2 separate regions of the Mus musculus genome follow, and region 2 is linked to region 1. Evidence: chromatin loops called from intact Hi-C (ENCODE). Cell type or tissue: heart. All regions are shown on one strand. Each heading gives the region's core, and the rest is flanking DNA. Links, peaks and the distances in the headings are about the cores only. Region 1 holds the start of Gm15934 (predicted gene 15934). Region 2 overlaps Prep (prolyl endopeptidase).

What was found. Hi-C counts contacts between places; a loop is a spot of excess contacts. Peaks named below come from ENCODE experiments on the same cell type or tissue, not always from the same donor. Only the 100,000 strongest peaks of a DNase experiment are listed, where the experiment ranks them.
Region 2: it touches region 1 in a loop (4-fold over the local background); 1 of 42 quality-filtered maps calls a loop at or near these places.

The regions. Positions count from the first base shown.
Region 1 is chr10:45,279,836-45,295,389 of GRCm38, reverse strand. It overlaps Gm15934 (predicted gene 15934), which reads left to right and starts at 5,974. Exons shown (of 2, transcript NR_155869.1): 1 at 5,974-6,167; 2 at 7,757-8,079. Popdc3 (popeye domain containing 3) reads right to left here and starts at 6,085. Exons shown (of 4, transcript NM_024286.1): 1 at 5,815-6,085. In heart, for the core only: no CTCF peak of the experiment used is centred there; a DNase peak (open chromatin) is centred at 9,579; H3K4me3 peaks cover 444 bases; H3K27ac peaks cover 967 bases.
Region 2 is chr10:45,130,750-45,146,303 of GRCm38, reverse strand. All of the region lies in intron 10 of Prep (prolyl endopeptidase), which reads right to left. Among named protein-coding and RNA genes, the nearest start is that of Prep, 71 kb to the right of the region's middle. In heart, for the core only: no CTCF peak of the experiment used is centred there; no DNase peak of the experiment used is centred there; H3K27ac peaks cover 3,195 bases.

The sequences.
Region 1 (15,554 bases), core at 7,086-12,085:
TTTTATTAGACCAGAAAGGGGGAAGTGCCCTCGATGGTCTTGGTGCTGTTAATATGTTAATGCTAATTCTCCTGGGAGGGACTGCGCACAAGGAGTGAATCATACTCGGGTGACTTCTTGTGAACCAATCCTCTAATGAATAAAGGAGCCAATCACTGGGCAAGTAGGTGGGGCTTCCAGGTTGGAGAGTGGAAGAGAGGAAGCAGGAGAGAGTTAGGTTTGTTTGAACAGGGATAGCGTGAGGACAAGATGTAGCTACAAGTGTCTCCCGGTTTCAATGGAGGATCTGTTAGGATTTGCCACTGGAGGATTTAGATTTTATAAGGCTTACAAGATTAGGATTTTAGGTGCTGTACCCAACAATTGAGTTACCATTGTTTCTGAACATTGTGCTGTGTTTTCCCTTCATGGCACTCTGCAGGCAGACTTGGTGTTGGAGGAGTCAAGAGTTCTACATCTTGATCCAAAGGCAGTCAGGAGACTTAAATTCCACACTGGATGGAAATTGAGAATAGAGACCACAAAGCCCACCCCTACAGTGACACACTTCCTCCTACAATTCCACACCTCCTAATAATGCCACTCCCCATGGGCCATGCATTCAAACACATGAATCTATAGAGGTCAAACCTATTCAAACCACCACTTTCCACTCCCTGACCGCCCCCATAGGCTTGTAGCTATAACACAATGCAAAATGCATTTAGTCCAACTTCCAAAGTCCCCACAGTCCATCACAGCCTTAACAATGTTTAAAAGTCGGAAGTTCAAAGTCTCTCCTGAGATTCATATAATCCTTAACTATAATCCCCTATATTTCAAAAAGCAGATCACATACCTTAAACATCACAGAATATACATTAGCATCCCAAAACATCATAGTGAGGAAACACTGGACTGAAGCAATACTGCACTAAAGCAAGACCAGCTGGGCAGACTCTAAGCTCTATAACTCCAAGTCTGGCATCCAACTCCTTTCAGCTTTCAGTTTGCATTCTTTACAAAATTTAGAAAACAACAAGGTAACTTTACATTAAAAAAAAAAAAAAAATCAGGGGCTGAAGAAATGGCTCCGCAGTTAAGGGCACTTGCTGCTCTTGCAGAGGGCCCAGGTTCAGTTCCCAGCACCCATATGGTGGCTCACAGCTTCATTTCCAGAGGGTCTAACTGCCTTTTTTGACTTCTATGGGCACCAAGCATGCATGTGGTGCACATACATACATGCAGGTAAAATATTCATGAAGTACAACCAATTTAAACGTATCCCCAGCTAGCTTACAAATAAATGAGACCCAGACAATGGTTATTTTATTTGGCTTTGACAATTACTTGGGCGTAACCCCTAATCTACTTTTCTAACTGCTGGCCTGGGTACCTCCCCAGTGGTGCACCCCAGATACTTGCTGTTTCTCCTGGCAATGTACTCATGGCCCATCTCCCCTTATGGCGGCCTCCTCTCTCTATCCTCTTTCCTCCTCCTCCTCTCCTCTCTCTGTTCTAACCAGGTCACTCCTAACCCACCTACCTCTCATCCCTCCAGTAATTGGCTGTACCCAATTGTATTTGCCCAATAGTTTTAAATCAAGAAGCAAGGTTTGTACAACAGAAGCCTGGAAACAGGAGAAGTCACTTGTAGGCCTAGACCTTTGGGTATAGAATTTAGCATTACAGTATACAGCAACAGACCAAACCTCAACATACTCATACACATATAAAAATATTGTAATTGTAAAGATAGTAATGCATAAACACAAGAACTTAAAAAGAGTCAATGCTGTCGTATTTTCTTTAGATCTTTCCATCAATAAGGCCACAGGACATTGACTATCACATAGGCCTTTATCCTGAAGCCTTTCCTGCTAATAGATTCCTTATATATAAGGAATGTTAACCTACATTCAAATGCTCGAAATACATTTTGAATCCCTATACAATTTGAAATGAAATGCCCCATTAGTAAATACCTCATTTTTTCAAATTCACCTTTTCCTCCTGGTGATTAATTTTTAAAATTTTGTATGTGTGTTTAAAGAATATGTGCATATGTTTGTCCAATTTTTCAAATTCATCTTTTTTTTCTACTGAATAATTTTTAAGTTCTGTGTGTGTGTTTAAAGTATGCATGTCTATGTTTGTCCAAGTGTGCACACATGTGTATGCATGTAGAGATTAGAATCCTGTGTCAGTTGCCTTCCTCTATTGTTCTCTCTTGGTTTTTAAAACATGACCAGATACTGAACCCGGAGCTCACTAATGGCCAGACTGGCTGGCCAGCAGGCTGGGCGACCTGCATGAACCCACTAGTGCCCAGCACTGGGTTACACGTGTGTCCCTAACAGGCTGGGGCCTGACCTCAGGTTCTCATAGTCACATGGCAGGAACTTAACTGACTGATCCAGTTAACACTCCAGCTCCTGCCTGAATCATTTATACAAAGTAAAAACAGACAAAACAGGGCCTGAGGTGCTACCTTGCCTAAGATGTGGACAGCCCTGGGTTTGGTTCCCAGCACTGGCATGGGAAAAAAAGAGGAGAGGAGAGGAGAGGAGAGGGGAGGGGAGGGGAGGGGAGGGGAGGGGAGGGGAGGGGAGGGGAGGGGAGGGGAGGGGAGGGGAGGGGATAACAAGTCTAGTACCCCACATAGCCATTATCCAGATTCAACAAGTATCAAGGTTTTTCACAGCAAAGTTTTGAAGTTAAAAGCAAAACTGTCTTAGTTAGGATTTAACTGCTGTGAAAAGACACCATGATCAATGCAGCTCTTATAAGGACAACATTTAATTGGGGCTGGCTTACAGGTTCAGAGGTTCAGTCCATTATCATCAAGGTAGGAGCATGGCAGCATGCAGGCAGGCATGGTGCAGGAGGAGCTGAGAGTTCTACATCTTTATCTGAAGGCTGCTAGGAGAAGACTGGCTTCCAGGCAACTAAGCCCACGCCCACAGTGACACACCTACTCCAACAAGGCCACACCTCCTAATAGTGCTACTCCCTGGGCCAAGCATATTCAAACCATCCCTGAGCTTACTACTTAGCCTGCATTCATCTACAAACACCTTCTGAGGAGGACAGGCCTGCCGAGGAGCGGTGCCCATGCTCTCTGTGTGTATCAGACTTTATAAACACCTCCCTCCTCAAACAGCAACAGTCTCTCCATCTAAGAATCTCACAGATCCGGTTCACTTGTCTGGAATGCTCAAGACTACAAGTATTTCAGAGCTGTCTGAGTTCCTTCTATGTCTCTGTGACAACAAGATTACCTATGAGAACAACTTAAGAGTTCTCAGAAGTGTTAGACCATTACAGTGGGCGTGGCATGACAAAGTAGATGGTGTACTAGGATCCAGGGGGAATGCAGGAAGAGTCCAGCTAAGACACAGCCACAAGGACACACCACCGGTGACAGTCCTACTAGGCCAATCTCCTACCATTACCACCTCCCAATAATGTCACCAGCAAACCCATCCAGGAATGAACATTAGGTCAGAGCTCTCAAGACCCAGGAGAGTGGCATCACTGGCACATTCAGAGGTTGGCTTTTTCCTGCCCTTCCTTATTCAGCCAACTTGACAAAAAAAAAAAAAAAAAAAAAAAAAACAAAAACAAAAACAAAACAAAAAAACAAACAAACAAACAACAAAAAAAAAAAAAACGGACCCTTCTAAGAACTTGTATTAGAGAGTATCTGCTCTCAGGTCCCAGAGACTCCCCTATAAGCTCAGGAAGTTGCTGGTTCTCTCCTGACAGTATTCCACACCCCTTTCCTTGATAGTCCTATCCTGGCCAATCTCAGTGTGACAGCCTCAGGGGGTTATTTCTGTTAAAGAACACAAAGTAACAAGTCACTGTAGATCTGTGTGAATTAGCCCTGGATCCTCCTGGCTGGAGGGGGAGTCCCTAGGCTGGAGAAGGAGTCCCTGGGCTGGAGAAGGACTCCCTGGGCTGGAGGAGGACTCTCCACAGTTATACTGCAGGAGATTTAACCCATCTCCTGGCTGGAGGAGGACTCCCTGGGCTGGAGGAGGACTCCCTGGGCTGGAGGAGGCCTCCCCATGGTTATACTGTAGGTGATTTAACCCATCTCCTGGCTGGAGGAGGACTCCCTGGGCTGGAGGAGGACTCTCCATGGTTGTACTCCAGGTGATTTAATCCATCAAGTTCTAGTTATTTATTTTAGTTAATACCAATAATAATTTTTCCATTAACATATTTTACCCAATTTCTATACTTAGATAAAGGAGGATTTTTCCCTCTTTCCTTTAAAAAATGTAATTAGTAATTTAATATGTTCCTCTTTTCCACAGGTAAATTCAATCAAACTCTGTATCACTCATAACCCTAGCTGAACAGTATAATTACAAAAAAAAAAAAAAAAACCCTCAACAGGTTTGCATATCCATCATAGACATTTTCCAAAGCAGTTTTGAAATCTGCTTTGTTACACATCATAGCGAATGCTTCCAGATTCTCCTGGTCAGAAAGAGCAGACAGAGGGGCTGTAGCTGTCCACGTGAGCCTTGAAGATTGTACTCTGGGATCTTGGCTTCCTGTGACATCAACAGCATAGAACGAACGAAAGCATTCTCAAGCACAGGCTACACAATGATTCAGCTATTTTGAAAAACTAATTGGATTAATAAGCTTAACTATTGAATGCCTCCTGTTTAACCATAAAGTTTTGACAACAGAGAATGCTTTAGATTTCAGTTTGGCTTAGTATCTCAAACTATTGAAGACCACACACAGATTTTCCAGGACAGAAGAACCTCGGGTTATTTGGAAACTGGAACCAATTAATCCCTTTATTTTTGCAAATGGGGAAACTGAGGTCCATTTTTTTTGTTTGTGTCTATAGCTCTGTTGCTGTTGTTTTCTACCATGAAGGACAACACCTAATTACTGTACTAGCTTAGAATAAATATTTCGTGCAATAGATTTTAGAATTAAAAAATGAGCAGGGAAACAAAATAGTCACAAAAGGCAACAACAACAGGCACCAATAATACTTTTTCCAAGGCTGTCACTAAGTTTAATTGCACTTTTGCAAGCGTGCAAATTGAAACAGAAACATCAGGAGGGTGGGTAATTTTGTTATTTTTGATTCAATTTTCTTTTAAAAGTGGGATTCTAAACCTACTTTCCATTAATTTATTAAATGTTTATCCTTTTAGTATTTTTTTCTTTTTCTTTTTTTCTTTTTCACTTTCCCCAGATGTTACCTGGCTGAAATTTCTCCCCCTCGATCTTTGTACTGCATTTTGACACTGTCTTTGATCCTTTCCTACAATACAGACTCTCAAAACTAAACCGCTAAAACCAATCTTGATGATGAGATGACATGTGGGGTGTATAAATGTCGTTCTTTCTCTGGCAAGGGGATCTCCAAGTACAGAAAGCAGGTCAGAGTCTAGCTGCCCTTTGACCCCAGCACCTACCACACGCCCTAACTGCACAGACCCCAGTTGGGGTCTTAGTCTTGGAAAGGAAAGTGTTACAGGGCATGACTCGCCCATGGTGAAACGCACACCTGCCAGGGCCCCAGGATCTGCTTTTCCTCTCGAAATATTTTCCTTGGGGCACCAGGTGCCTAGGGCGCCGCGAAGGTTCTGGAGCACTGGTCTGGCAGCTTCGTTGGGGGGAGGACCGCTCGCTCTCCCGCGATCCCTAGGGGAGCTGCAAGCCACGCGGCGCGCACCGGGCTCCAGGGCGCGCACAGAGGGGACGCGCAACGGGGGTCTGAGCCTTTCCCCGTTCCCGGTCCGGGCAGCCCTGCGAAGTTGCTGGGCTGCCACTCCCGCGCGGCTCTCAGCTTACCTTCCCGGCCTTCACGACGCTCCCGATGGAGCCCGTAGAACTTTCCAGCCGAGTGAGCAGTGGCAGGCGGCTCTGGTGACTCGAAAACCCACGGTCCGAACCGCTCTCGCCCCGCTGCCCGCCCGCACCCGCCGGGATCCCGGACGCGTCCTCCCGCGCCCGCTCAAGCAGGGCGCAGCCGATCAGAGCCGCTCCCAGCGGCGGGGACGGGCTCGGGCGCGCGCTCCGAGGCAGGCGGGCAGCCAGCGGGTGCCAGCAGGGTGCGGAACTCGCGAGGCTCTAAGTTGGTAAAGACTCATGGTAACCAGTCTTCGGCCCAGACCCTGGGCTACCCTTGGTGGAGAGTGATGGAGGTGAGCACCAGCACGGGAAGCAACTATCTGCCTTCTCACCCGGCCACAGACAAGAAAAATCACCAGAGAGGTGTGGGATATATATGTGTACTGGGCAGAAAAGGGGCAGTGTTTATTTGTGAGTAAATAGGTTGGTTAAAGGGGGAAAAAAAAGATAAAGGACATAGATCATAAAAGACAAAACACAAATGCCACATAAGTTCAAATAATAGGAAAAAGGGGGGGAGGGGCAATTTAAAGCAAGTGTCACATGCATTTTTGCCTCTATGAGGTTTTTATTTTCTTCAGTAGACCAAACTACGTGGTAACTGTGAATAAATACGGGCATGACCTTTCCAAGTCGTGTTTGAGGAGGTTTTTACTGTAGATACTAGCGGGAGTATAGCCCGAGGCATCTGAAAGAGTCTAGAACAGGGAGAGTTTGTAGAACACTGAATATGAGCCACAGACTGAACCAGGCCATGCGAAGGTGGCACATGGGGTGGGGGTGAGGAAGAGAAGAAGAGAAGACAGAGAAGACGTAGATAAAGATCGCGGAGAGCTAAAAGCCAAGAGAAGGAACGACCAAAATGTCAGGATCCTGTAGGAACACGCAGCTGGGCGAAGGAAAGCAGGGGTAAAGAAGTTTAGGGTGGAGGGTGGGGTGAGAAGAGCTGAGACTAGCCAGGATGCTAGCAGGTACTTGCAAGGTGGAGACAGTGCTTTGATATGCTAATAGCACCGCAGTTAACTCTGAGTTTCCTTTGGACCTGACCAAAGGAGGAAAAATGAGACACACAACTTAAAGATTTCAGTGCCATCCTTTTTGCTGATTTTCATTTTATATAACCATTCTGGTAGAGATGACTCCAAGAAGGACATTTTTTTTTCTCGTGTTTTTTATTTGTTTTATTAGGTAATTTATTTTATTAGTTAGTTAATTTGTTTATTTGTTTGTTTGTTTGATTGATTTAGTAGTTACTTTGTTTGTTTGTTTGTTTGCTTGCTTTCTTGTTTTGAGACTGGGTCCCTCCACACAGCCCTGGCTGTTCTGAAACTCACTATATGGTTTAGACTGGCCACAAACTCAAAGGGATCCACCTGCCTCTGCCTCTCTGCCTCTGCCTCTCTGCCTCTGCCTCTGCCTCTGCCTCTGCCTCTGCCTCTGCCTCTGCCTCTGCCTCTGCCTCTGCCTCTGCCTCTGCCTCTGCCTCTGCCTCTGCCTCTGCCTCTGCCTCTGCCTCTGCCTCTGCCTCTGCCTCTGCCTCTGCCTCTGCCTCTGCCTCTGCCTCTGCCTCTGCCTCTGCCTCTGCCTCTGCCTCTGCCTCTGCCTCTGCCTCCCCAGTGCTGGGATTCAAGGAGTGTACATCACACTCAGCTCATTTTTCTAGTTTTAAAAACATGTATTATCACTGTTTATGTGTCTGCTGTGCAGAGGGGACTGGAGGACAGAGGACAACTTTGTGTAAGAGGTTCCTCTTATTCCACCTTTTCATGGGTTCTGCGGATCCAACGTGGATCATCAAGCTTGGCCATCTGGGCCAATCTGGGCCATCTTTTTGGTCCCCATGACAAACATTATTTATTGAGTAATCGGAATCCGTTTTAAGCCTCAGAACGACCACGAAACCAAGACTAGAGATGACAAGAACAAAGGCCAAGCATCCCAGTTTCTGTACCATGGACGGCTGGAAACCATTTGACTTCCCGGCCTTTGTTCCCACTCACCACTTTGGAATTTGCTCCAGTGTTCAAATTTATCTGGAGAAAAGAAAGAAGGCTAGAGAAGTAAGAAAGCCATGAAAGTTTATGTCAGATGCATTCTGGATTTGTGCTCGATTGTATGAGCGTCCTGTGTTTGAAATTGCTGGGATTATATTCATAATGTTAAGTTTGAAAGCTTAGAAGCAATAAAGTTATGCTGTGTGACAGATTCTGGTGGCTACTATGTTCTATGTTTCTTCTGGAGTGCAGGTGGGACCTGCTGTTAGAATAAGCGGCACAATCCTGGAGGTCCACCACGCTGCCGGACTCCCGTAGGAAGTTTTATTGGTAGAGGAGCCTCCAAGGGGATGAGAGGGAAAAAGAGAAAAGGGGGCTGTGGCTTGGAGTACAGGTCTTTTGTTTGTTTGTTTGTTTGTTTGTTTTTCAAGACAGGGTTTCTCTGTGTAGTCCTGGCTGTTCTGGAACTCACTCTGTAGACCAGGCTGGCCTTGATCTCAGAAATCTGCCTGCCTCTGCCTCCCAAGTGCTGGGTGCACCAAGAGTACAGGTCTTTTACCTGGACCGTGACGCATGCGCAAAAGGATGTACAGTGGGTGTCATGGCAATGGACACAGGAGTGGTGCTATTGTCTAGAGATGATGTGTCTTGTCTCTTGGTCCAGGAGCTGTCTGTCTGTCCAGGAGTTTCTGGCTGTCCAAGGATGTACTGCATGATAACACCTGTGGCTTGCTTCTAAACAGTGGCAGAGCTGACTCACAGATGCCACTACTGTGACCACAATCTGTCATAAAAGGCTCCCTTTAGCCATCAGACTTTCTGTAGAGACCATCCTTTCTGGCTTGGTGAAGAAAATGGCCATGACATCCTGTGGTGAGCAGGCGTGGTAGGCTCTAAGAGTCCAGAGGCAACCTCCAGCCAACAGCCTCTTGTCTATAAACCAGTGACATGGATTCTAACTGTAAGTTTAAGTGACCTTGGAAGTTGATTCTTTCCCCACCAAGAATCCAGGTGAGAACTTCAACCGTGTGATGTCTCAATTGCAGCTTTGTAAAACCCAAAGAAGTCCATGCCAGGCTTCTGACTCATCCACAGACTACAATTCCTTCCACAGTCAGTGTTGTGTAAGCATGACTACTTAGTAGCAACCTTGTTCTCCTCTCTTCCCCACATGCACTTCATTACCTTGACACCAGCAGAGTCCCTTTGAGATTAAATACCTGGTCAGTGGAGCCTCAAAGGTGTAGGACTCCCTGGGTCCTCTAGCTGCATAAGAAGAGAAGTCTTCCTTCTGTCCTGTCCTGTCCTGTGGGCTTTGCCCTGTACTGGTGCTAAGCAGGAAGATAGCTTTGCTGACTAGTTGCCCTGTGATGTGAGGAATATTTATGATAAAGAGTAAGTCCCAGGTAAAATACTACATCATACCTCAGCCCACAAGTCTTGGTAGAGCTTCAGTTTGAGACTTGCCTTCCTGCTCTCATCAGCTTGTCCTTTCTCTAGCCTCAACACTTGAGGCTTATGCAGTAGCTCACTAAATGCCCTGACTCCCAGATGAGATCCAGCCCAACGTGTCCCCTTTCCCTCTATGCCAGCTGATCTTATGCCAACTTGACACACAAACTAGAGTTATCTGAAAAGAGGGAACTTTAAGTGAGGAAGTGCCTCCGTGAGATCCAGGGGTAGGGGTAGGGGTGAGTTTTTAGCTACACCGATTTGGCTCCTGGCTGACTGCACCAGCCCCGGAGCTATTTTTGGATTCTTGAATGAAAGGTGCACACACACTAGCTTATTTTTAAAGTGCCTTGGCTACCTCGAAGGCACTCCTAAACCTTCCCCTGCTACCCCAGGCCCAATCAGGAAAGTGGCCAGTGGCCATCTACCCAAAATCTTACATGGCTGGTTGGCTTTATCTCCTGCTGCTCCTTCATCCCATCCTTCTTCCCCAAGTCCTGGAGTTCTGTGTCTCCTCCCCACTGTGTCCTTGCTCGCACAACTCTAAGGTCCCGGCCCATCTTCCTTTGCCCAGCCATTGGCTGCTGACATTTTTATTGATACATCAAAAAATTGGGGAAAAGACCTTTAGCATTTGGACACACAGAATCCTGATTGAATCAAAGCATTAGAACCAATTTCCAACATGTATGGCATTTTCTTAGTGATTGATGGGAGAGGGCCAAGCCCATTGCGGGTGGTGCCATCCCTGGACTGTGGTCCTGAATCTTATAAGAAAGCAGGCTAAGCAAGCCATGAGAGGAAAGCCACACTCCTCCATGGCCTGTGCATCAGCTCCTGCCTCTAGGTTCCTGCCCTGTTTGAGTTCCTGACCTGATTTTCTTCAATGATGAACAGTCATTTGGAACCATAAGGTAAATAAACCCTTTTCTCCCCAGTTTGCTTTTTTGGTCAAGGTGTTTCACTGTAATGATAAAAATCCTAAGACACCATCCCTCCCTCCCTCCCTCCCTCCCTCCCTCCCTCCCTCCCTCCCTCCCTCCCTTCCTTCCTTCCTTCCTTCAGTCCTTCCTTTATCTCTTTCATTTTTAAGCCTGCAATAATCCTTCCTAGTTCTGTTTATATCTTTCACTTCTTTCTATTACAACATAGTTTTACGATATGAGTAAAACATATGTTGTGGGAATTTGGCAGGAATATGACATTGGAGTAGGAGGAAGTAGGCTTAGATCTCTTGGTCTTGATAAGCCCCCAGAAACAGTGATCACCGGACTTTGTTTTATTGCCTTGTTTGTTCCTTAACCTAGAACTGATCTTATTCCTTGCATGCACTAGAATGGTATAAAAGCAGGCTGGAGAAAAAGAAAACAGCCTCAGCACTGGCTGGAGTCATGTTATAGTGTTGTCTAATTGTCCTTTTCTTTTCCATTCTCCCTCCCTCCCTTAGGACCCCATTAACGGACTGAACTGGTCATATATGTGCCTCTGGGCACGCGTGTGCAGGCTCATCTTGATTGCATTGACAAGGGAAGACTTACCCACTGTGGGTGCTCCTCCCCTGGCTGGGGTTCTGGACTGTCTGGAGAGCTGAAGGGCAGGCAGGAGTGTGGTCATTGTTCTCTGCTCTCTGGTTGAGTATGTAGTGTGACCAGCTGCTTCAAGCTCCTCCTTCCTTGATTGCCCTGACATGATGAGCTGCACCCTTGAGTTGTGGGCCAAACACATTTGGCTTTTGTCACCATATTTTATCACAGTAACAAGAAAAGACAGTAATGCCCCATAGCATGGCTGTCCTCTTCATCACCCAGTTCCTTCCATCATTTAAGCGAAACAGCCCAGTGCTGTGCGCATGACTCAGGGGGCACATGTATGATGACCCCTGGTGGGCACGTGTATGATGATCCCCGGTGGGCTCATGTATAATGATCTCTGGTGGGCACATGTATGATGATCTCCGGTGGGCACATATATGATGATCTGGTGGATACATATATGATGATCCCCAGAGGCAAACATCCAGACTGAAGCTCTGAGGTATATCTACGTGAATTTTATCAGTTGTTGACAAACTGTTCTCCAAAGTAGCCATGACAGCTTATCCTGGGGCCAGCTGCATGGGAGAGCACAGCTTTTGTATCCTTTCTTCATAAAGCCCACTTGCCCTTGGTATCCCCAATTAAAGTCCTATGCTGCTGCTCTGTGCTTCTTTTATCATTTTTTTCTTTCTCCTCCTTGTTGCCTCCCTCCTTACCTCTTTCTCTCCACTTTTTCTCCTGCTCTTTTGCATTTTCATCTTCTTCTGTTTGTGATTCTCATTTTTTTTACTTTTCACCAATGCAAACAATATCACTATGCAGTTATAAGGCTTTCAGTCTCCACAGAAGGAAATGTTGTACCCTAAAACCTTGCTTCACTCCCCTCTTTCCCTGTCTCCCAGATCCTGGCAACCACTAATCTTTTTAAATCTATAATTTACTTATTCTGAGCATTTCCTATAAGTGATTCCTATGATGATCCCCAGTGGGCACATGTATGATGAAGATGTGACATGGTGGATCTGGTTTCTTATACTGAGCATAATGTTCCTCTAGAATGTCATTCATTTGTCATAGCTGAGTAACATTCTCTTTTATTGATGGCTCAAAATCTGTTAATCCACTTACTTAGTGAGCGTTTGAACACACCTACTTCTGTTTGAATAGCAGCCTTCAATGGAGAATGGGTGGATACATAGGAAAGGGATTGCTGCGTCCAGTGGAGAGCTACGTGAGATTGTTTTAGACACACAGCCTCTTTTCTGTGCTGCTCACCATCTCTCATCCCGCCAGCCGTACCTTAGGGTTCTAATTTGTCTACATCCCTGACTGTTTATTTAGTCTGTTTTATTATTACAGTCTGTTTTAAAAGCATGAAAGCTGTCTTAGGGAATATGAACAGGTGATAGTATGATTTGCATCTCTGTAATTAATCATTATGTTATATTCTTTCATATGCTAATTGGGCTTTTGTATATGTCTGCTGCAGAAATGTCTGTTCAAATCCTTTGCTGGTTTTCTAGTTGGGTTGCTTGTTATTGTTGGTTTGTGAGATACCTTTACATAGTTTGGACACCAGATTATCTTTACCTTTCGATATTTTCTTCATTCTTTGTCGTGTTTTCATTTTCTTGACATTGATGTTAGATATGTGAAAGTTCTAAATTCTACAGAAATCTAATTCATCTAATTTTTCTTTACATGCCTTTTTCTTTTGTTCTTTTGAGTTGTATCCAAGAATTTATTGTCAAGTCTAATGTAATGAAGAGTTATCCATGTTTTTTTTGAGAATTTTTGGAGTTGGTGGCTTCACTCCTTTTTGATCACATTTTTTTTGTTGTTGTTTTGAGGGTTTTGTTTTTTGTTTTTTTTTTTTGGTTTTGATCTATAATGATTTAGTTTGTGGGTTGGGGGGCACTAAGGACTGAACTCAGAGCCGAGCACGTACCAGAAAGTGTTTCACTAGTGAACATTGGGGGTTCGTTCATTAGTTTTTGTGAGGGAACAAGCTACTTTTGTTCTTTAAGGTAGATGTCCAGTGTCCCAGTGCTGTGTTGGGACAGTCTGCATTTTCCATTGAGTGGTTGGTCAGTCACTTTTATTGAAATCAGTTGACCAATTAGGACTTTCAGCCTTATTACATACATTAATGCATATGCAGATCTTTATCTGCAGCACACGGGTTTGGTAACTGGTGCTTTGGGTCTGTTTGGTTGGTTGGTTGGTTGTTGTTTTTTTTTTTTTTTTTTTTTGGTTTTGTTTTGGTTTTGGTTTTTGGGTTTGTTTTTTTTTTTTTTTTCAATGACTGCGAATTTTATCATTATGTCTCTTGGTTTTCATCTCTGCCAAATGGCTGTTGGAATTTCAATGTGATTATGATTCAGTTGTATTGTCATCATCTTTGGGAGGGGGGGTTACTTTACAGACAGGTTACAGTCTAATATCAGAGGAAGCCATGGCAGGAGCTGAAGCAGAGATCATACAGGAACACTGCTTCCTGGGCGCTCCCAGGCGTGTGATGTGCTATCTTATACAGCTCAGACCCACCCGCCTAGGGATGGCACCTTCATGATAGGAAGTCTCCCAATGCACAAACACAGGTGTCCACCTGCTTCTTTGGGTCATTTGTAATTTCCCTCTACATTATTCTATAGTTTTCAGTGTATGAATCTAGTTCTTGGGCAGATTCACTCCTGGGGCTTGCTTTTGCTCACTCCCCTGGTACCCTTCATCCTGTTTCTTAATTTTTTAAAAAAGATTTACTTATTTATTTTATGTAGTCACCATTGCTCTTTTCAGACACACCAGAAAAGGGCATCAGATTCTATTGCAGATGTTTGTGAACCACCATGTTGTTGCTGGGAATTGAACTCAGGACCTCTGGAAGAGCAGTCAGTGCTCATATACTATTTCCTAATTTTTTTCTTTTTTTTTTCCATTTTTTATTAGGTATTTAGCTCATTTACATTTCCAATGCTATAACAAAAGTCCCCCATACCCACCCACCCCCACTCCCCTACCCACCCACTCCCCCCTTTTGGCCCTGGCGTTCCCCTGTACTGGGGCATATAAAGTTTGCGTGTCCTTTGGGCCTCTCTTTCCAGTGATGGCCGACTTGGCCATCTTTTGATACATATGCAGCTAGAGTCAAGAGCTCCGGGGTACTGGTTAGTTCATAATGTTGTTCCACCTATAGGGTTGCAGATCCCTTTAGCTCCTTGGGTACTTTCTCTAGCTCCTCCATTGGGAGCCCTGTGATCCATCTATTAGCTGACTGTGAGCATCCACTTCTGTGTTTGCTAGGCCCCGGCATAGTCTCACAAGAGACAGCTACATCTGGGTACTTTCGATAAAATCTTGCTAGTGTATGCAATGGTGTCAGCGTTTGGATGCTGATTATGGGGTGGATCCTTGGATATGGCAGTCTCGACATGGTCCATCCTTTCGTCTCAGCTACAAACTTTGTCTCTGTAACTCCTTCCATGGGTGTTTTGTTACCAATTCTAAGGAGGGGCATAGTGTCCACACTTCAGTTTTCATTCTTCTTGAGTTTCATGTGTTTAGCAAATTGTATCTTATATCTTGGGTATCCTAGGTTTGGGGCTAATATCCACTTATCAGTGAGTACATATTGTGTGAGTTCCTTTGTGAATGTGTTACCTCACTCAGGATGATGCCCTCCAGGTCCATCCATTTGCCTGGGAATTTCATAAATTCATTCTTTTTAATAGCTGAGTAGTACTCCATTGTGTAGATGTACCACATTTTCTGTAACCATTCCTCTGTTGAGGGGCATCTGGGTTCTTTCCAGCTTCTGGCTATTATAAATAAGGCTGCTATGAACATAGTGGAGCATGTGTCCTTCTTACCAGTTGGGGCATCTTCTGGATATATGCCCAGGAGAGGTATTGTTGGATTCTCCGGTAGTACTATGTCCAATTTTCTGAGGAACCGCCAGACTGATTTCCAGAGTGGTTGTACAAGCCTGCAATCCCACCAACAATGGAGGAGTGTTCCTCTTTCTCCACATCCACGCCAGCATCTGCTGTCACCTGAATTTTTGATCTTAGCCATTCTGACTGGTTTGAGGTGGAATCTCAGGGTTGTTTTGATTTGCATTTCCCTGATGATTAAGGATGTTGAACATTTTTTCAGGTGCTTCTCTGCCATTCGGTATTCCTCAGGTGAGAATTCTTTGTTCAGTTCTGAGCCCCATTTTTTAATGGGGTTATTTGATTTTCTGAAGTCCACCTTCTTGAGTTCTTTATATATGTTAGATATTAGTCCCCTATCTGATTTAGGATAGGTAAAGATCCTTTCCCAACCTGTTGGTGGTCTTTTTGTCTTATTGACGGTGTCTCTATTTCCTAATTTTTAAATTTTGTTTTAGAAGCTGAACATTTTCCCGTGTAAATACTAAGTCCACTACCAAGTCTTACATTGTTGTGAGGAAGTCTCAGGACTGCAGTATAGAAGAGCCACCAACTTGCCTCTCTCCAGGGGCAGCTAGGAACCCCAAGTCATTCTTACTGAGCTCTGAGTACATTTCTGTTGTCTGTCTTCCTTTCTTTCATTCTGTCTTCCTTCCTTCCTTCCTTCCTTCCTTCCTTCCTTTCTCTCTCTCTCTCTCCCTCTTTCTTTCTTTCTTTCTAAAGGTTTTTTTTTTTTTTTAATGTATGTGTGTACACTGTAGCTTCTT
Region 2 (15,554 bases), core at 6,861-11,860, 150 kb after region 1:
TCACAAACCTCACTATGCTCTGCATTGAGTCTGTACCTGTGGTTTCCTGTTTCACGGGCATGGAGCCCCTAGCTAGACCTGCAGACTCTGTACATTTCTGGGATGCTCACCTTAGTGACCTCTATCACTTCTAAAGCTCTTAGGACATTTAATCCTCTGTGCTGTCTTTATTGCCAGCTTTCCTTGCCTTTATTTTTCTTGCCCAGTTTGGGACTCCTGGTCAACCTTGTGACTGCCACTGAAGCCCTTTAACTCTAATCTCAACCCATTGTCTTCTCTTTGCCCAAGGAGCCAGATCCAGGAAATGCTAGTCACCACAGCACAAATGAGCTATCTAGGCTCTGCCTTCGCCGACCCTCCCATTTCCATGTGAATTCCTCATGTCTCCTTTCACGTGTCCTTCCTAAATGTCTCCTTACTCCCACCCCTACCCAAGTGGGTTCTAGAGCAGCTGCTTCTGATTTTTCTACTCTCTTCCAGTCGCACCGCCCTGCACGGGCATTCCCCCTTTCCTTCCGTATCCCATCCACCTTTTCAGAGGCCATCTATCCGAAGTTCTCGAAAGTTCTTCTCCAAGTCCACTCCACCTCTGCTGCCCCATAGCAAGAAAGACCACCGGGTCTTGGCTTCTTGGTTCCCTCCCTCCTCCTCCACTACTGCCCACGTCCAATCACCACTTAGGCTTTGAAATTCTCTCCCTTTCCTGGGCATGTGAATAGATAGACTTAAAGTGTCTCTTATCCCATAAAACAAAACAAAGTCTTCTGTATGACCATGCTTGCTCTTCGAGCTGACTTTCCATCTTTGACTTCCTTCCGACTGACCTATAATCACAGTTTACCTGTCTCCTCCCTCCTGCCTCTTCTGTTCTGACTCTCCCTTTTCAAGAGTCATCAGTGAGGACTTTGGTTTTTTTCCTCTCGCTCTTCTATACAACTTCTAGCCATGGCTACACCCTTTCCCACTTTGCCATAAGCCTGGAAGCATGCCATACATACAAATCGAGGTCACCTCAAAACATCTCTCCTTTATCTGCATCTATTCTTTCCGGGTGGCCACTGTGGGCATTTTTGGAAATCTTAATGGACAGGAAAACAAAGTGCTTGTATGGATCCATCAGGTGCCCACTTGAGAGGCAGGAAAAGGCCATCGTCCTGGCTTATCATCGTCCTGGTTTATCACGTAGCTGATAACACTGTTCCCATCTTCCTGCCGGGGCACAGCATAGGAGTTATCCAACAGACCCACAAAGAACCTGTGGTGGGTACACCTCTTACTTTAATAGATTATAAGCTCCATCCACCCAGGAGTCTATGGTGGAAGATGTCAAGTGTTAAATCTCAAGAAAGACTATTTTAGACATGAACCTTCATCAAGTATATTGCAAACAGAAAGTACTGACATGGTAATCCAGAGTTAAACAGTAAATTAAGAGAGCCCTTTCTTCCCCTACGAAGTTTAAGTATTTTGGGATCCTGAGGGGCTAGAAGGGTAGGCCTTCTCTTAAGAAAGGCCCAGAATTCTGACATTGAGCAGGGCAGGCAGCCAAATTAGGGCAGCCAACCTGCCCTAATGCTCTTGTTTTATCAAGGTGCTATATAAAGTACCATTCTCAATGAGCAGCTACATCTATCTCCTATGAGCAACCTGCTCACCCAGACCCTGGTACTTAAGTACCTAGTATATTTAGGCCTTAGATAGTAGTTAAGCTGTGCAGCTGCCTGGGCTAGTTCCTAGTGCCAAGACAAGACAGAGCAGAGAAACAGTAGGTATTAGTCAGGGATGAAAAGATAGCTGTTCACAAAGATGATGTCCCCTGAAAGAGACCACCTGTCCTTTGAGCAGTGGCTAATGCTTAAGTTCAAAGCCTGCAGTAGGAGCTGACTGTCCTGAGATGGGGTTTCCTAGCACATTCTCAGTGGAGGACCAGACCCCGGCCATGTAGGCCATTAGAGGACCTGTGTGACTGTCACTTCCACATAAGCTAATGTAGAAATCAAATGAGCTCAGCTGGTGGAAGCAGCCAGGACCAATTACAATGACAAACATGAGGACCAGCCATCCCTGGCGGAGGCAGCCAGTATGCTGCCAAGAACTCTGGTGTAAGATGAACAGGCATGTTCACACTCAAAAGGTTGGGAAAACAGAGGCTGCCCCAGTTTCTTCTCCCCGATGGTAATTCCAAATCCTGGGGCTTTAAAGTGCTTCACGGGGCTGGAGAGATGGCTCAGCGGGTAAGAGTACTGACTGCTCTTCCGAAGGCCCTGAGTTCAAATTCCAGCAACTACATGGTGGCTTACAACCACCCATAATGAGATCTGACTCCCTCTTCTGGAGTGTCTGATGACAGCTACAGTGTACTCACATATTATAAATAAATAAATCTTTTCTTTTTAAGTGCTTCAGGTATACTAGGTCAGCCCAGTACTTCATCTGTTCCTCTGACAAGCAACAAGGTAAAGTCCATGAAAATAGATGGCTGCCAAGCATCAGTGCCTGGCACCAGCCTCTCACCTCCCTGTCCACAGCTTTCTCTATTCCATTACAAAATGTTGCAAATGCCTGGTCAGGTGTGCATCGGGCAAAATCATTTCTCTCCTCTTCAACACAGTGACTGACAGCGTCTAGGGCAGCCACAGGACAAATGTCCCTGTGTTGGGGGTGCTTGCTCTTGCTTGCTCTGTAGTCACCATGCTCTTAAACGCAGCGTCTCTGAAGCACTTTAAAAGCCATGCTTGCCACAGACACAGTGATCACCATTTTACAGTGAATCTCAGAAAGCCCATCCCACTCCAGATGGCCAGTGCCACTGTATTGAGGAACAAATTATTTCTTTTTGAAAAAAATTGTTTTAAAGATTTATTTATTATGTATATGAGTGCACTGTTGCTGTCTTCAGACACACCAGAAGAGGGCATAAGATCCCGTTACAGATGGTTGTGAGCCACCATCTGGGTTGCTGGGAATTGAACTCAGGACCTCTGGAAGAACAGTCAGTGCTCTTAACTGCTGAGCCATCTCTCCAGCCCCGAGAAACAAATTATTACACAATGGAAATCCCACCAGATATTGCTACACCCTTCTAGTAAAAGTGTCAGTAGTATTTTTAAGACAGATACGATTCATTTCACAGATAAGATAAAAACTGCTGGAGAGAAACTCATGGAGAAAGCCGTTCCAACTTTAGTAACTGAACATCTACAACAAACTCAGGTTGAAAGATTTAAAAAAAAAAGATTCAATTATTTTTATTTATGTGTGTCTGTGTATGTGCATGTGTATGTAGGTTTTGTGGTGGTCAAAATTATAGAGGAATTATAATCCACCAACATGGCTGCCCTGGCAAGGGATAACATCTGAAGTCCTAAGTCTGTGTGATGCGGCGGGCTACACACCGTTAATCCCAAATAGTGATATCTAATTGAGAGGCAAAGTGACTTATCAGAAAAGGATTGACAGAATTAGTCAGACATAGGATTTGCCCAACTCTGGGAGAGCAGGGAGGAGGGAGGAGAGGGAGAGAGGAGGCAGTTTTTCGAGGAAAGGGCAGAGTCTGCCCAGGATCCTGCCATTGCAAAGGGGTTTTAATCAGGTAACATGGCTGCTCTGGAAAAGATCACATCCAAAGACCTGCCCCCAGCGTGCACGTGTGCCCTCTGCTCCTCCATAAGAGGAGAAGGTTTCACCCACCATCCAGGGTTATGAGGCTGGCACCACTCACCATCAATCAGTGTCTGCTAAATGAATAACAGGAGAACTGTACACTGAATAAACATTCTAGTACCAAAACACCCAGGCCAGCTCGATCCTGGGGCTCAAACCATCACTGGCCCCTGGCTCGGCAGCATAGCCTTTCAACGGGACTCCTACTTTCAGACCCTGGGCAAAATTCCTGGATTTACCTCTCAGGCCCCAGATTTTAAATTTTTGTTTTTAAATTTTAGTGTGTGTATGTTGGGCAGAAGAGGGAGCTGGACCCCCTGCCTACCAGGTGCTCTTAACCCCTGAGCCATCTCTCCAGCCCCTAAGCCTCCTTCTAATGTAGCGACTCCCCATCCCCTCCAGAGCCAAGACTCTGCCCTTGCGCTTGTTAATTCCTTCCTAGTTCCAATGCCCTGTCTAGAGAAGTAGCTGTTCCATAAGCCTCAAATTCAATGCCACATCCCTCCACAGAGGAACTACAACTGACAAATACTTATCCACCTTTAGCCACTCATTATATTGACCCCCTCCGCCTGAAATTCAGCTACAGGTACTGCAATAATAACAGATCAATCAGGCAGGTGTATTCTTGGCCTGATATTTCTAGTAAACCAGGGAAAGAAACTCCGTTTCTGACCGTTCACTCCGGAGGACCCTGGAGACTGGGCCTAGTTATGGTAAATTCCTATGCAAGCTAATCAAACCCAGTTCCTGATGTTTAAAAACAAACACTAGGGGCTGCCAAGATGGCTCAGCAGGTAGAGTGCCTGCTGCCAAGACTGATGACCCGAGTTCAATCCCTGGGACCCAAGCTGTGCTGGAGAGTTTATGTCAACTTGACGAAAGCTAAAGTAATCTGAGACAACTCCAACAAGCTGTCCTCCGTCACCCACCAACCCATACATAGCACAAAATAAAAGCCAACACTAATCTGTCCGTCAGCTTTTATGCTTTTCACAAAAGGTTTTTCCTTCATTTGTGGTTTTGTTTAAATGTACACTCGCTCCTTGCAGTGATTACAGCGTGGCACGTATTAGTTTAAGGACTTGAAGATAGCCTCCTTTTAGTCCACAGGAGGTCTATGCTTTGGATCTGCCCGGGGCCGCTCTGGCACATGGAAGTAGCCTCCTAGGTGTGATCTAAAGCCTGGAATCCCAGCTCAGAGAGGAACACTGGGTGAAGAGCAGCCTGAACTACATAGTGAGAGTCTGTCTCAAAGAACAGGAAAGAAAGAAATACGAGAGAGAAGCAAAGAAGGTTAACTGGCCCAAGCCACATACTCTGGAAATGATGGGGCTGCTATCTAAGTGGGGTTTTTGGTCTCTAGACTCCACATTCTTAGCTACTGTAAATAAGGGACCAGTCAATCTCCTGGCCCTTCCTTCAGGGGCTGCTCCTGAGACCTATGTTGGAGCCTTTTCTACAGTTGTCTATTTCTTTGCCTCTGCTTTTAGGGTGGTACTGAGTCTGTGCTTAGAAACCATATACTAGATAAATGCCTCGACGCGTATCCCATGTGGGCCCTGTATTCAATTAAGCAATGTAAGTATTTTAAATGGTCTTTCATTAAAAGTCCACACAAATACAGTAGCCTAGAGTCTGGCCATATAATGCTTTGCAGGCTGGAAATAATAAAATTAGCTCTGGCTGAGGGCTGTAAAGGATTATACAAGCTTTTTAAGGTCACAAATTCCCAGCTTATTACTAATAAAAAATTTTTAACATCTGACATTTTCCTTATGTGTAGCCGTTAACCTATTAATTTAGCGATGCCAGGGCAGAGAGCTTTATGGGTCTTAAACTGTTTAACTCTGGTAATTTATTGCAAGAGACTGCACCTGCATCATAAAAGCCCAGCAAGAATACTGAAATTCATTTCAAACCCTCATTACCTCAAAACTATAGCAGAACACTTATTTACTGTATTAGACAAATAAAGGAATAACCCAAATGCTCTGACTAGAATGTCGATTACAGAACAGAAGGGAACTGTGTGGCTTTAAATTCTTGTGGCTGGTAGTTAAGAGGGTGAACTATTAAAGAGAACAGATGCTAGACAGAAGAGAAGGGAGCAGGCTCTATGCAGTTCATGGCAGAATGAGAGGCATTAAACAAGACGCCATAAAGAGTGGCCCTGAATGGCTAGCTCTGCCAAGTGTATTAGAGATACAACCCCAGCATAACGTCCAATGACCGATACTCTTATCTGCATATTCCATATAAACCGAGGGGCAAGCATACACAACATAGTTTCCCTTGCAGAAAACAAATGGCAAGGGTCAGACACACCTATAGCTGCTATGATCTTCTGATCTGAATCTCTTGGATGACATAAACCATCAACATAGAGCCTCCAGGTGAGTCGGAAGAAAGAAGAGTTCATGATGAGTGGCTTCAAGTTAAGGAACAGCCTCAGGAGCCCAGGAGCTCCACTCTGCTCTGTAGTCCCCCACTGAGAAACGTGAGCAGGCCCAGGGGCTGGGCCTGGCTGCACACTGGCAAAGGCAGGCTGCAGAGCAGCGATCAATGAGAAGGGACTGTCTGGAGGTGTGGAGGCAGCTGCAAGGGCAGTTTCCAGAAAGCAGCTCACCATGGGGGAGGAGAAAGGGTTGCTGGGAGAGGATAGCAAATCACCAAGTTCAGAATTCCTGCTTGGAGGACACACGGCCAAATCCTTCTGATTGATAGTCTAGAGATGGCTATGCGAAGTGTGTCTTTGTATCTGTGCGTGGAGACCTCACTGGTGAAATTATATCCTTACCCTGAGGATTAGCAGGATGAAAAGATATACTTTTAATCGCACAGCCTTTTTTTTTTTTTTTTTTTTTTTTTAAAATCTGCAGCGGTAATCATCAAGGAAATGAAAAGCCAAAGATGAATAAGGGAATCCTATTCATGGCAGTCTTGAATGGAGCATTGGATGCTGTCCTGATGATAGATAAGAATTTCAGTGGGTGCGGAAAAGCTGCCTATAAAGCTAGCATACACTGTACAAAACCCCCTCCGAAAGAGTTTCATACAGCACCCCTGACAGTTAACACAAAGCCCGGGTACACTGGAAGCAAGCAGTCTTGCCAACCCTGCCTACAGTGGCCCTTCCCTCCTCTGCTCCCAGCATTCAAGGGTTTCACGTGTGGCCAAATGCTCATGGCTAAGGCTGGTGAGGGAGTGATGCCCCCCGTCACTGGTCACTGCTCTGCGTCATCAGACCATCTCCCCCACCACCCCCACAACCTCTTCTCCCTGGCGTCCACTGCGCATGCTTCCCTGGTTCTTCTTCCTTCCCGGTACCTTACTAAACATTGGTGTCCTTTGATACTTTTTTCCTCCTCACACACTACTAGAGTTCTGAAAGAGACCCTGGGTTCAGTGACCGCTATGCCCACATCAGCTCTCATGTCTGCAGCTCTCTGAGGACCTGGCAGGTAGATGATGCCATTTGTAACCCACACAGGCCCTGATCACTGATGCTAGCTATATTCTTGCTTTTCTGCTGGGCAGGCAGCTCTCTTTGGAGCAACCTCCTACGATACCCCCTTTCCAGAGCAGTCTTCCATGCTCCTCCAGGGGCTCCTCAGGACCTGACAACTCTTCCCCACCCCCATCAAACTGCAAGACATGTTGGTTATTTTCCCTAGTAAATTCCATCTTTCCATGTAGCCCCAGCATGGCCAACACTGCCAGATAAAAGGCACAGTGCTTAAAGGGTCTGTGAAAGAGTTCTCTGCTCCCGCAGCCCTTCGCTGCTCCCCCATTCCCTCTCATTCACTTGAACAAGGAGCTCTCACACCGCAACTCCTCATTACTTACATCAGGATGTGTCGCTATCCCTGCAAAAGGGACCCTGAGATAAGTTGTTGGTATTAAAAGTCATCCTTCGCATCCTTGCTTGGGGGTGACTTTGGAACCTCACTTAGGCTAAATCCACAAAGGAGGGCATTTTACAAGACACACAATGCTAAGAATCATTAAAAAAAAAAAAAAAAAAAAGTCCTGTTTTGATTCTCTTAGAGTGAGGCAGCACCTTTCCTGCTTTGGTTATAAAGTATGCCAAAAACAATTTCTAAAGACTAGAGCTTACAACAGCAATTCTGCAGTACAACTGTGGCAAACGTTTGTTTTTCCTTTACAGGCTGCTCTGAGTGGACAAGACCAGGAGGTCAAATGTGGCAGAAAGGAACAGCCCAGTGTTTCGAGGCTTCTGGTAATGAGTGTGTTTTCCAGCCCATCACCTGTCATGGCTGCTCTCATTCTGTCGAGCCTTTCTGCACACCCTTCTGGGCTCTGAGCATACAGCGGGGTGTCACACTGCACTCCACCCGGAAGAAAGACTGTGAAGAATAGCTCACATCCACAGCAACGAAGAAACAATAAAAGCCGGACACAGGGAGGAAGGGCTGCTGTGGCCCACGAGGGCATCTGACACTCTGACAAAGGGAGTGAATAAGTGGCCAGGCAAGGGTGGTGTGAGCATGGTGTGTGTGTGTGTGTGTGTGTGTGTGTGTGTGTGTGTGTGTAACACAACAAGGTGGTCAGTATGGCTGCACTCCAGTGGACAGGAGGAAGAGTGGCAGGGGATGAAGCAGAGAGAGGACCACAGCCAGGCTGTGGGGGCTGTGGATGCTACTCTAGGCTGGACAACTAGCCGAGGAAAGTGACTGTAAGGCCAGCTATTGGTTAAGAAGTCACAGCAGCCTGGGAAACAAAGTCAAGCAGTCAACTTCTCTTCCCTCTGAGTGACCTCAGAATGGGCTAATCTGTCTGTGAGAACCAACCCTGGCAGGGAAGCCAGCTTGCTACAGGGTCACATTAAGGACTCGCCTATGCACCCCACTGAGAACTCTCAGTTCTGTGAGGTTACAAGACCGCTGCTGCAGTCTACCCATGTTACCCCAGGGCAGAGTCCCCTAGATAGCTCGTTCCTCTGACTGACAAAAGAACATATTTAAGGCAGTCAAGGTGTTGAAGACAGTCCTTCTCGTATCCCACGCCAAGTATACATTAACTCTGCTCCGAGCCTTGCAGCTGGAGAAACCCAGTGACTGGAGAGGACAGAGAAGTTCCAGGAAGTAGTACTCCCCAAAGGCAGGAGGGACAAAGGACATGGAGAAGGATGGGGAGGGCCGGGGAACCAGAGGGACACAGCTAAAGGCAGGTGAAAACCAAACCTCCTCTGGCTGAGTCTTATCTCAGGCTCCCTTTTGCAGGCAAGTACTTTATTTGCAGGGCCTTTGCTTTAACAGTCTGAGCTGTCTGCATCCCGTTTTTGCATGGTTAAGTCCTTGTTAGCCCTAAGATTTCCATTTCAGTGCTTCCGAAGTGGAGCGTTCCCTTAGCCATTCTTGGTTGCAGGTTTTTAACTGTATTCAGAGACTCCTCCTAGTGTGCACTGTGGATGTTTATTTCTGTTTCATAAGGGCAAGGGCGCCTCCCCCTCCCCTGTGAATTGTAGGATGCTCTCCTCCATCCTACCTGTGCTCATCAATGCTGACAGGTTTTCTGATGGAAGGGCGGAGCATCACTGACAGCTGCCTGTGGGCAGGCCCAACAATGCCCGGACTACTCTGCCAGTTCTCCTCCCTTGGAGGCTTCTGGGCAGGGTGTCAGAGCCAGCAGTTCTAAAATAACCAGCGATCACGTCACCCATTATTCAGATCATCTGTGCTCCATCCCAGTCTTTTCGAAATATTTAAACTTTGGAATGGATAGATATGGCTTATGCATATCAGCCATATGCAGAAAAGCTGTACTTGCAAGCATGTGCAAAGTGATCTTTCCAATTGTTTCCTAAACGATTTTCTTGTAAAGTACAACTTCAGAATCAAGCACTACTTGAACTAATTATATCCCATTTAAAAACATGCTTGCAAGCACACTCAACACACACACACACACACACACACACACACACACACACACACACGTGCAGCTGAGGCCGGATGATGCGGTGTCATCTATGGTGTTTAACTTAGCAGACCCTGGTACAGAGGTGATCTTCGGTGTTTCAGAGTTAACGTGGGCATACTTACCAGCGCAGCCTGAGTTTATGAGTCTTTCTTTTGATACACCAACCAAGGCAAATGAAGAAACTGTTTCTAGGGTGTTGATAAAGCCCCGGTGTTGGGCATCAACTTCTACACGAGGACCTAAAAGAATCAGCTGCCAAGGCATCTGAGCGTTTGACTGAGAGCCTGACAAGAGGAGCCGGACCAGCTTCTCAGAACAACTCACCCCAAGTGTTCCTCCAAAGAACTGGGGCAATACGACGTCCACGGACACAGAGTCTGGCATGCAGTGTGTATAATGCACACTGTATTGCTAAGTGACGACAGCTGGTGCCCTTCGCCTGCCTGTCTTTGGCTCAGGATGACCTCCCAAGGGCAGGAGCCGTAAGAGAACATTACAGAGTTTTGGAAAATGGAACAAATCTGAGAATGAGAAGGGAAGTAACATGGCTGTACAGAAAGTGAACCTGGACCCTGGCCGGGGATGACTCCTGGGTTCAGCTAGGTGAAGGCAGGCTCTAAGAACTCAGCTCACATTTTACTGTCTGTGAACATCAGAAGTCAAGCCTCTTGGAACAAAATGCCCAGGACCTGGAGTGTCCAGCAGGGACTCACACAGCCTTCCATGTATATAACCAGGACCTGGAGTGTCCAGCAAAGACTCACACAGCCTTCCGTGTGTATAACCAGGACCTGGAGTGTCCAGCAGGGACTCACACAGCCTTCCGTGTGTATAATCAGGACCTGGAGTGTCCAGCAAAGACTCACACAGCCTTCCATGTGTATAACCAGGACCTGGAGTGTCCAGCAGGGACTCACACAGCCTTCCGTGTGTATAACCAGGACCTGGAGTGTCCAGCAGGGACTCACACAGCCTTCCGTGTGTATAACCAGGACAGCACATCTGTGCTGTACTTTTGTCTAACACCAGGCATGAGCTGAAACGAGCGAATCCACCTCTCTAAGCACACAACACTTAACATAATCAAGGGATTACACTTTTGGAAACGGAAAAATTTTCATCCCCTTTCTCAGTCCAAATTTTCATATGCTTGTCCTAGCCCTTCCTCCAGAGAGGTAACGGAATATTTCCCAACAGTCGGGATATTTATACTCAACCCTGGTCATCCATCACCATCCACGTAAACCCAGGCAAAGCAGAGAGGAAGGGAGAGAGAGAACCCAGAGAGCAGGTTAGGAGCCCACATTAGGCTCCTATTTTCTCTTCTCTCATTTTACCCTAAAAGACAGCAGAGCAGGAAGGTAAAGCAGGTGTACACATGGCCACTGCAATGTCCCCTACACATGGCCACTGCAATGTCCCCCTGGGACTTACTGACAGAGAAGACCCAGGGCCACCCCAGCTGCCTCCTGCCCAGGCTTCTGGATGAGGAAGACCTGAAGTTCTATCTGTCAGACTTTGTTTCTGTACTGTCCGGGTCCTCTTAATTCTTTGCCCCATGTCACTTATTGGAAGGCAGAGCTATGTGGACACACACCAGAGTGGATGCAGGCCTGCATGGTGGAACCGGAGAGAGGGCCACTTGCCTGGGTGCTCCCCACACTCACTGTGCAAGGAGCTGAGGCCTTCGCTAGTTTTCATAAGCTAAGCCTATTTATTTCTCTTCATCTCAGCACCATCAGGGAGGAAACGACAGATAAAGACGAACACAGTTTTCCTTTTTAAAGAGGCTCAAAGCTGCCACGTGGTGATCAAGATCTACAAACTTACATAAAGTGCCACAAGTTAAGTGTGAGCGTGCTGTGTGGCTATGCTGCGGAAATGCAAACAGTAAGCCAGTGAAGAAGACTCTGTTAGTATGAGCAGGTGAACATGAAAACACCACGAAGTATCTGTCACTCAAAATGGTTTATGTCATAAATAACGTATTTACAAAATGTAAATTTGTGGGGTTTGACTCCCATTACACGGAGAACACTTCTAATATTTACAAAGTTCCACGAGAAGTAATGAAGACCTTCTTAGGTCCTGGGCAGAGAGACAGTTTTAGAGGCAAGAGAGAGAATTTAGGAATCCAGAGTCCCATCAGTCTTTCCCCCACTCTGAATTATTAGAGGTGGAGAAAACAAACCCGAAAGGTGCACTTTGAACTTGTTGAGAGAACAACTAACTCATGCCAACTGATGTAGGACCCCCACAGGTCTGCAGTTCCAAGCGCTAGCCTGGGTCTGACACTACGTCTGATAAGCACTTACAAAGAACGGACTTCAGTCTACTCCTCTCGTGTGAGAGAGTTCCATCAGACCACCTCTAAATGCAGGTAAGCAGAAAGCATCTTATCAGCTTATCTTTCCTGATACACACAATAGCTGAGGCAGTAAATAGCTGGCAGTATCTTACTGTCAGAGGCGACATGTCCAATTTGGAGTGGCCTCCTTGCTTCAGTCTATGACAGACAGTGACAAGCACACATGCGGGGGCCAATAGGGAGGGCTGACTTAGTTCCTTCCACAGGTAGGCAGCTTCCCCTCCACTCAGGCCTCCTCTGGGCGCCACCTCCTCTCAGCACAGCCATTCTAGAGACTGAGACCCTCTCCATGTGTGAGCTCTACACGGACACTGACAAACCAAACCCAAACCTAAGAAGCCACAGCTCTGTCCTGAGCGCCAGACCCCATAATGGGTTATATATACCATGCAGAAAAGAAACCAATGGAGAAAGTCTGAAACCAGGGGCCCAGCATCAGCCTGTAGGCTCATGTGTCGTGACGCCATTCCTAACATGAGGCCTGTCCCTGGAGGGATCCTGTCCACATCCTTCACAGCCATGAGGATACTGGTTTCCCCTGCTTCCTCCCTGACCCAGACAACCCTTCAGAACTCATCTCCCACCTCAAATGCGCCTATATCCTCCAACCACAACTCTATTGCTTTGTAGGAGAAGCACATCCTTGTCAAGTGCTTGTGTCGGGACGAGGAGATGACTCAGTTGAAACTGCCTGCTACATATGCACAAGCATCGCAGTTTTCACTTCCAGCATCGTCCTAAAGGCCATGTGTGTCTGTAAGTCCAGCTCCGGGATGGGTTAGGGCAGCGGACAGTGGATTCGTGAGACACGCTGCTGGCCAGCTGGCCTAGCTGAGAGAGCGTGGTCCAGGTTTAGTGGGAAACCCTGCCTCAAGACTAAAGTGCCACATGACTGACAACGAAGCATGTGTCAACTCCCACCCTCCACATGTACATACGTGTACATGCACACACCCACACAAGCAGGAGCATACACACACACACACACACACACACACACAGTGCTTTTGTCTTTGTAGTGTGTGTTTGCTAATATCAACGATCCTGATTTCAAAACCATGGTGAAAGGATGGGAAAAGGGGATTGAAGCAAGGGGAACCAGGAAGCAAGTGGGCGCTGCTGTCGTAATATCTAATGAAACAGACTTCAAACCAAAACTCACAGGAAGAAGTAAAGGACAATTAATCCCAATTAAGGGGACCATTAACCAAGAAGACACTGCCATTGTAAACATACGTGCACCAAACTCTGGAGCAGCCAGTTCCACACAAAAGGCACACCCCTGAGATTAAAGGCACAGACCAAATCCAACTGGGTAGCAGCAGGTGATCTCAATACCCCGCCTTCCCCAACAGACAGGTCATCTGGACCACAGTAGAGAAACATCAGAATCAAACTATCATCCTACATCAAATGCACCGAATAGGCATCTACGGAATATTCCACTCTCTACTCAGCAGCGTGCCGGAGCTTCTCTAAAACAGACCACACCCTGGGACACAAAACAATTCTCAAACTCAGAAAACTTTAGGTAACTCTGTGCATCCGATCTGACCACAATTCAATAAAACTTAAAACGAGAGCAAACACATTTCTAGTAAGTACACAGACTCAGTGTGAATAAACACCTCAATACTGAAGGATGAATGGGCCAAAGAAGAAATCAATAAGGCTTCAATTTTTCTATGGGTCTTTATTTTTTCCCTTGGCTCTAAGGGTGAGATTTAGGCACCTGGCCACCAGGGGGCATGCAGTGCTCTGGTTTCAGGCAGGTCTGTATCAAGTAGGTATCAAGTTGACTCCTGTTTTATCTTTTGTGGAAAGCTGCTATGCGGTGTCCCCCACAACCAGTTCTGTTGTTTTGGGCTGGGCACATATCTCCCCTATGATTTAAACGACATCTCATACCTCCTTGTAACTCAGCCTCACTCTTTACATGCCAGCAGATGCGATCTATGCTTCTTTCAAGTGCACAGCTCAGCTGGGGTGGGCTAAAGAATAGATATAACATGGCCAGACCCCAGCAGGCATGAGACATTACGCTATGTGTGGCCATGCAACAGAAGAGGACTGGGCTCCTGTGCTCTCGCCTATGACCTTCAAGCCATGAACACTTTTGATTTACTTTCCCCAGGTGTTCAGAGCTGTGTCTACACTGAAAGCCATTTTGGCTTTTTTGTTTTTTTTTTTTTGATTGTGAAAGGATGAAGGCTAGCTTCAAACTTAAAAGATCCTCCTGTCTGAGTGCTGAGACCACATCCAGACTGATCCTATCTTTAAAAACCAATTATTAAAATGGTTAGGAACAGACGCTAGCGCAGACCCATGACGCCACCGATGTTTTCCACGTTGCTACGGAGCAGACAGGATGGCACTGCTTTGAGAGACAGCAAGGTGGAGCTTAAGTGTACCTGCCCCAGCATCAGCAGAGCTCACCACCGGCAGCCTCTACACTCCTCAAAGCCACAACTCTCAGGGAAGCAGTAAACCTGCCTAAGAGGCTTTATCACACAGAATGCCAAATTCAGTAATACATGCAGATATCTGAATTACTAAATACTTCATACACTAAGTAAGGGTGAAGACAGCTACAGCACAAACAACTATCACTGGTGGTGGTGCTAGGCTTAAGTTCGGTTTGACCTGACAGTTGTAGCATCAAATATGAACTATGCATTGTTAAACAATAAACAGACAGATCTAAGACGTTCAGATTAAATCAGTTGCTGTCTGATACACTAACAACTCCATAAAGTAAGCTTGCAAAACAAAATCCCCACCGTGCTGGGCCATGGCGCCCCGTCCCACATCGTCCAGGAGAACCAACAGGTTTCTTTACCTGGCCCCTCCCCTTATTCTAAGGCACCAGTGGAAGTCACTGTTCTCCTGGACCCACCGAAACGCATAATCCAATACAGAACCATTTCCTCAGGACAAAGTCCAGAGGAGCCCAGAGAAGCTCAGCCTAGAACATTTCATGGCACAGACTTTGTATTTTTATTTTCAATTTTAATGTCATAGACCTTATCATAAAAAACTTACAAATTAATAAACACTACACACCAAAACTAGACAACCCTAAAGTCGATACAAACTCAATGAACTTTTACCCAGCTAGAACAGGCATTTGGAACAAAAGCCACAGTTTAACATTAGATTTTACACTTTTGGTATTGAATATATTTTAGGTTCTTATCCACCACGAAAACCAAACAAAATTGCATGTCGGAACTGGAACTAGAAAACAATGACTGTATATCCTCTGGTACCTTGTGTCTGTTAGTGCATTCAGTCTCTTCTCGACCTCTTATACAACCCCTGTTCTCCATGCTATACTGCACCCGCATGGAATCTGTTCACATATAGAGACTTACTATGGGCTAGATAAAAGATATGAAAGAAAACATGCTTTTTATTGTTTTCTGATATTATGTGACCCACAGTGCAGATTTTATATGGTTACTCACTGAGGGCTGGCTATGTTCTCAAGGCTACCTGGATACTTTCATACTGTGGGTTATACATTTCCAGGCTGATACAAAGTGATGCTGTGTTCCAGACACGGAAGAGAAAGCAC